Regions from separate parts of the Homo sapiens genome. Here region 2 is linked to region 1. Evidence: chromatin contacts called from ENCODE Hi-C data. All regions are on one chromosome and are shown on one strand. Each heading gives the region's core, a stretch centred on a gene start or an enhancer-like site at or near the end of the contact. The rest is flanking DNA. Distances are from core to core; before and after follow the strand shown. Region 1 holds the start of MAP1LC3A (microtubule associated protein 1 light chain 3 alpha). Region 2 holds the start of PHF20 (PHD finger protein 20).

Evidence for each region. A loop is a pair of places that touch in the nucleus more often than their neighbours do. Pooled maps may share reads with other maps.
Region 2: a pooled map shows a loop between it and region 1 (17-fold over the local background). The contact joins the promoter of PHF20 here to the promoter of MAP1LC3A in region 1. A Hi-C loop is called at or near these places in 5 of 50 pooled maps.

The regions. Positions count from the first base shown.
Region 1 is chr20:34,556,954-34,560,345 of GRCh38, reverse strand. It overlaps MAP1LC3A (microtubule associated protein 1 light chain 3 alpha), which reads right to left and starts at 1,628. Exons shown (of 4, transcript NM_032514.4): 1 at 1,438-1,628; 2 at 1,083-1,138; 3 at 893-999; 4 at 1-610. The coding sequence starts at 1,477. The coding sequence ends at 448. RefSeq lists silencers at 1,447-1,496, 1,837-1,926.
Region 2 is chr20:35,770,099-35,773,490 of GRCh38, reverse strand. PHF20 (PHD finger protein 20) reads right to left here and starts at 1,476. Exons shown (of 18, transcript NM_016436.5): 1 at 1,412-1,476. RefSeq lists silencers at 1-24, 1,029-1,408.

The DNA of each region.
Region 1 (3,392 bases), core at 379-2,878:
GCCAGGCAGGCCTGAGCAATCTTTATTCTGCAGAGGGACAATGACCACAGATCCATACACCACGTGGAGACCGAGGGGCGGGGAGCCAGGGGCCAGTCTTTCAGGGGTGGGCAGGTCCAGGCGGTGGGCAGAGCCTCGGGTGGGTGAGGGGCAGATGGGCAGACAGGCAGGGGCCTAAAAAAAAGATGAACCACACAGCAGGGGTGCTGGGAGCTGCTCCCCACCCTCCCCCATCCCACCAGCCAGCACCCAGAGGGACAACCCTAACACGACCGGCCCAGGATCCACCCAGGGGCAGAGTAGGTGGGTTGGTGCCCTCTGACTAGGGGGGCACATGCCTGCCCAGCCCACCACGGTAGAGGCAGCTCAGTTCAGGAACCAGGAGCTCTCTGGGCAGGGCCTGACCGGGGCCGCCCGACTCCCAGGCCGAGCCCCCCTACTGCTGGCTCAGAAGCCGAAGGTTTCCTGGGAGGCGTAGACCATATAGAGGAAGCCGTCCTCGTCTTTCTCCTGCTCGTAGATGTCCGCGATGGGCGTGGACACACTCACCATGCTGTGCTGGTTCACCAGCAGGAAGAAGGCCTGCGTGGGGTTCAGCTGCAGGCGGCGCCTGCAGCCGGCGGGAGAGTATGCAGCTGTGAGGGGCTTGGCTGCGGGACGGACATAGCCCTGACCCCCAGAATGATTCCCAGCCTTTCACACCCATTCTCACCCCAGCTGTCACCTCTGACCCAACACCGACTGCAGCCCCGACCTTGACCTTTCCAGCCACCCCAGAACAGGGGCCCACCGCCCGGTCCCATCACCCCTGACCCCACTCCCACCCCTTCTCGGCGGGAACCCGGCTCCCCTCCCGACCCTAGCCACCTCCTGGCGGCGGCTGCCCACGCACCGGATGATCTTGACCAACTCGCTCATGTTGACATGGTCCGGGACCAAAAACTTGGTCTTGTCCAGGACGGGCAGCTGCTTCTCACCCTTGTAGCGCTCGATGATCACCTGGGAGCAGGGCGGGCGGGCAGGGGGTCGTGTCGGGAACGCGCGAGGCGGGGGCGGGGCAGGGCTGGGGGTGCGGGACTCACCGGGATTTTGCTGGGGTGCTGGTCGCGGATCTGCTGTACCTCCTTACAGCGGTCGGCTGCGGACAGCGGCCAGACCGTGAGGCCGGGTCGGGCCGGCCCAGGTCCGCCCCGCCTGTCCCGGAGGGGCGGCCCCCGGCCACGCCCCAGCTCCAGCCCCCACCCCCGGGGCCATCAGGCCCCACAGCCCCTGGCACCTATCGCGGTGGGGAAGCGGGCAGCCCCCGCCCAGGCCGGAGCTGGTCCCAGCCCGAGGGTCCAGCCAGAGCCTGACGTCACGGGGCTGACGTCACCTGCGGCAGTCGGGGTCGGCCGGCACCCCTGCCCCAGAGCTCGCAGCTCGCCTGCCGGGCCTCACCGAAGCTCCGCCGCTGCTTGAAAGGCCGGTCTGAGGGCATCGCGCGGGCCCGGCTGGGCGCGCAGGCCGGGGCTCTGGGGCGCGGGGATGTGTCTGCGGTTTGGGGGCTCCGGGGGCTCCGCGCCTCGCGCTCAAGGGCTCCGGGGCTCGCGCTGAGCACGGCGGCTGCGGCTGCGGGAGGTAACTCGCCCGGTGACGTCAGGTCACAACATTCCTTAAAGGGGAGGCCAGTGCGCCGCTCCCATTGGGCCGACGCACAACCCGCCCGCCCGGACCCGTGACGTCACGGCGCAGAGAGCCTGGGTCCGCGGACCGGGACGCGAGGGGCGGGGCTTCTGGGCGCGTCACAGTCCCGTGACGTCATGGGCAGCGCGGGAGCTTCTCCCGCAGCCCGAACTCAAGGTAAGGCCCGGAGGGCGGTGGGGCCGCCCTAGGCCGATGGAGCGGGCGGGCCAGGCTGCAGCCCCACGGCACCACTTCCCGCCCTCACCGAGTCTGTGTCAGGACTGACGCGGTTCTGGGCGCCGTGGGAAACAGCCGGAGCCAAAGGCCCGGCGCCTTCACGGGGCTTAGGGCGAGAGAAGGGAGAAGGTGCGGGAGGCACAGTCAGACACAGGATAGAACAGGATGCTAGAAATGAACGCCCAGGTTTGAAAAAGAATAATATAATTGAAAAGTAGAGCCATCGAAATTCAGGTCTCAGAGGATGAGGTGAGAAGGCAGAAAAGGACAACAGAAGAGAAATCGTGGACCTGGAGGCTGATCGGAAGCAGCTCACCAGAGAGACAGGTGATGGGGAATAAGGAAAAGGGCACAGATGGCAACGCCAGGAGAACTCGCGGGCCCGAGCAGAGCTCCAGAGGCGAACACTGAAAGACCTGCAGAGACAGTTCCTGAAAAAGAGCTGCCAGAAATGATGCTTAAAATCCAGAGCAGAATGCGCAGACTGAAGATCAACATTTTTTTGGGGGAGGGGGGAGGGGGACGAAGTCTCGTTCTGTCGCCAGGCTGGGGTGCAGTGGTGCGATCTCAGCTCACTGCAACCTCTGCCTCCCGGGTTCAAGCGATTCTCCTGCCTCAGTCAGCCTCCTCAGTAGCTGGGATTACAGGCGCCTGCCACCACCCCCAGCTAATTATTGTATTTTTAGTAGAGATGGAGTTTCACCATGTTGGCCAGGATGGTCTCGATCTCCTGACCTCGTGATCCACTCGCCTCGGCCTCCCAAAGTGCTGGGATTACAGGTGTGAGCCACCACGCCTGGCCGCCGAAATAATTTTTAAAGAATGTAGTTTAGTAACAAGGACATGGAACCCAAAAGGAAGAAATTAGATGGAAAAATGGTGAGCAAATTGGTAAACATGTGAATCTAAACAAGCATTTAATATGCAATATGAATAATAATGATTAATTTGTGGGCCACAGAAACAAGATGCATGAGACACAAGAACATGGAAGACTGAGAGGGCAATTTGAGAGGGGGTTAAAGAGACTGAGCATTGTCTGGCTTTGTAAAGTCAGGTGTGTATTTCAGATATTTAAGAGGATCACCAAAAGAATACAAACGGAACTATAACTGCCAATGCAGAGAAAAGGGTAGTGATGGGTATTAAAACTATAATGGAAGGCAGAAAGGGAGAAAAAGGAAGCAAAGTAAAAGGGATGGTAAATATATAGTACAAAACCAGAGGTAGAAAATGTGGTTTACATTCACCTCTTAAAACACAGATGACCAGATTGGCCAAGAAAAAATAAGATGCAGCTCTATGCTATTTACAAGAGGAAATTTAAAACCTAAGGGCACCAAAAAGTAAAACGATGGGAAAAGGTGTACTAGAGAAAAACTAACCAAAAGATGTACCTATAGAAAACTCAGACAAAATAGGCCTTCAGGCAGAAGACACTGGGGATAAGAGGATCAACATGAAATGATGCGAGGAGGAACTCTGTGAAGAGA
Region 2 (3,392 bases), core at 227-2,726, 1.2 Mb before region 1:
GAAGTGTGCTCAGAAGAAAAGCCCGCAGAAGCACAGAGAAAAGTGCCGTGCTGAACAAAGATACGCACTCGCCAGAGGAAGAGGAAATGGGTGCACTGACCAGACTGGGGAAAGCACCTCAAGGGGAGTGTGGCTCCAAAAAGGGAAGGAAACTGAGGAATGAAAATGTCTTGGATGACAGAAAAGCTAAACAGGGTAGGAAGGCATGCTCAAAACCACAGACCACTCGCCACCTGGAAATGAGAGGACTCACAAAAAGGTGTGCCCCCCAAATTTAAGAAGCATCTGGAAAGTGGCTGCACTCTGAGAGTTGTATAACTAAAAGGGGTTCACCTCGTACATTTGGGGGGCACAAGAAACAAATATACTCCCAGATATGAAAATGAGTCTCCTTCAGGAAATAAGGTAGTTTGATTTGGGGAACACGTGAAAAGTGTGTAACCCCAATAATACAGTCTCGGGAGAAGGCAGTGAATTCCCTTATTTGTGAAACTGGAAATAAGTACCCATAAACTTCAAAATTTGGACATTGTTTTCGGCCCAACCTCAGGTTTGAAGGGCTGAGGAAAGGAAGTGGCCCCTAAATGTAAGAAATTCCAGAAGGCATGCTGTCAGATTTGGGACCTGGAAAAGGGGAATTCTTCCTTGGAGTAGAGGGGATACAAGAAAGTATCCCAAAACTTTAGCTAATGGACCCCAGATCTGAGGACCCGATAACAGGGTGAACCTCTAAATTGGAACGGAAATGCAGAATCAAATTGGAGGCCCGAAAAAAGGAATGTGCTCCCACTTTGGGGGCTGACGGAAGAGGGTACGCCCTAAATTTGGGGGGGGGAGGGCTTTTAGAAATTTAGATAAAATTCCAGAGCTAGAGCTTAAGAAAGGGGGTGTGCCGCCCAGTTTTCAAAACTATAGAGAAAAGGGACACTCCCATATTTGGGGTCTTGAGAAAGGAATGTGCTCCCCAGAATAGGATAAAAAAAGCCAATTTTAAAAAACATATTCCCAAAGCGCAAGGCAATAGCAGAGGCTGCTGATGAGGCTCTAGGTGCCCACACAGCTCAGGCTCGGGCCCTAGGGCTTACCCGCACCCCCAACACGGCCCGCTCCGCGCCCCGGGCCCGCACCCCACGGCCCAGCCCCCTCGGGCGGCGCTGATTGGCGGCAGCCGCCGCCACTCTTGCGGGTAGCCCCGGGGATTGGGCACCGCTCGCACGCCCGCCACGCTCTCAGCAGCAGTCCCAGGGCCTCCCTCCAGGCTGGGCGAGCGGGGCCAGGCGGGGAGCGGGGCCGGGCAGGGGACCGAAGCAGCGGTGGCGTCCGTCGCCGTCCCCGCCCGCACGGCGCGCGCGCAGCGCGGGCCCGGCCCAACCCGGCCCGGCCGGCCGGCTTCGCCTGGCCGCGAGCTCACCTCACGGCCCCACTCCGGCTGCGCCGCTCCAGGACCAACCGACAGAAGGACTCTGCGTGCTCTGCACCACGTGACCCCCGGGACGCGCCCAGCGTATGCCCCGCCCCCCACACACACGCATCATCGCCACCACCGAGTGACGTAAGGTCCCAGCTGCCCCGCCCCCTGCCCCGTCTGCCCGATCACTGTGGCAACGGCCTGCGCAGGCCACGCCCACTACCCTGACGCGCGGGAAACAGGCCCGCGCCCTAGCAGGAACACGAAGTCCCCACTCACTCGTAATCACTGAGATCACCGAAGCCGGGGAATGGACGCTATCCATCACCCGTTAATTTTGCCACCTAAATGCGTCTCAAAGCTTCCCATTTCTCCATCGAAGCGACCACCATCTCTCTCCAAGATGAAGATGGTTTCCACCCTATTACTCTTCGCCGTTCTAATCCATTCTTCGTACACCGGCAGAGAGGTCTTTTCAAAACGCCATCCCCTGCTCAAAGCTCGTTTCCCTCCCTACTCCGGATTAAGATCTAACTCTTCACCTAGACTATCTACCAGGCTCTTCAAAGTCTGGACCTGACCTGCTGCTTTCTTATCCTCACGAATCCAGCTCCCCCACATTCTCAGTGTCCTTCAACTCCGCTAACAATCCAGGTTCTTCTCATCTCAGAGCCTTTGCACTCATTTCTCCCCCACTTTATCATTAACTCCTAGAAAGGTTTCCAATTGCTGCTAAGGATAAGGAGCTGTATTTTCTCTGGGGACGAAGGTCGGAGTTGAAGCCACCCCAAAAGAATATGAGACCAGGAGCAGTGGCTCACGCCTGTAATCCCAACACTATGAGAGGCTGAGGTGGGTAGATCACTTGAGCTCAGGAGTTCGAGACCAGCCTGGGCAACATAGCTAGACCCCCGTCTCTCCAAGAAATACAACAATTAGCCAGGCGTGAACGTGCGCACCTGTGGTCCCAGCTCAACCTTCTGAGTAGCTGGGACTGCAGGCCCATGCCACCATGCCTAGCTAATTTTTTTTTTTTTTTGAGACACGGTCTCACTGTGTCACCCAGGCTGGAGTGCAGTGGCGCAGTCTCGGCTCCTCATAACCTCCACCTCCTAGGCCCAAGCAATTCTCCCACCTCAGTCTCCCAGATAGCTGGAACCACAGGTGTGCACCTGGCTAATTTTTGCATTTTTTTGTAGAGACGCAGTTTCACGATGTTGCCCAGGCTGGTCTTGAATTCCTGGGCTCAAGCAGTCCACCCACCTCAGCCTCCCAGAGTGCTGGAATTAACACCGTACTTGGCCACTTTTTTTTTTTTTTTTTGAGATAGAGTCTCGCTCTGTAGCCCAGACGGGAGTGCAGTGGTGCGATCTTGGCTCACTGCAACCTCTGCCTCCCGGGTTCAAGCAATTCTTTGCCTCAGCCTCCCAAGTAGCTGGGATTACAGGCGCACGCCGCCACGCCCAGCTAATTTTTTATATTTTTTTTAGTAGAGACGGGTTTTCACCATCTTGGCCAGGCTGGTCTTGAACTCCTGACCTCATGATCCGCGCGCCTCGGCCTCCTAAAATACTGCGATTACAAGCGTGAGCCACCGTGCCCGGCCGAGTTTTTTTTTTTTTTTTTTTAGAGACAGGGTCTCACTTTGTTGACCAGGCTGGTCTCAAACTCCTTGGCTCAAGTGATCCTCCTGCCTCAGCCTCCAGAAATGCTGGAATTACAGGCCTCAGCCAGCAAATCCAGCCTGAGGGGTGCTTTTTAAACCAGGGCTGGAAACTAAGGAGGGTATTGCCTCAGTTGAGGTAGTCAGGGCAAAGAGCAGCCCTTAGGTAGAGACACTGTGGAACCAGGGACAAAAGCTTCAGCTACACTTGCTTGGGCAGTACATGTATTCTATTAAAATTGTAACATGGCTGGGCGCGGTGGCTCACGCATGTAATCCCAGCACTTTGGGAGGCCAAGACGGGCAGATTACCTGAGGTGA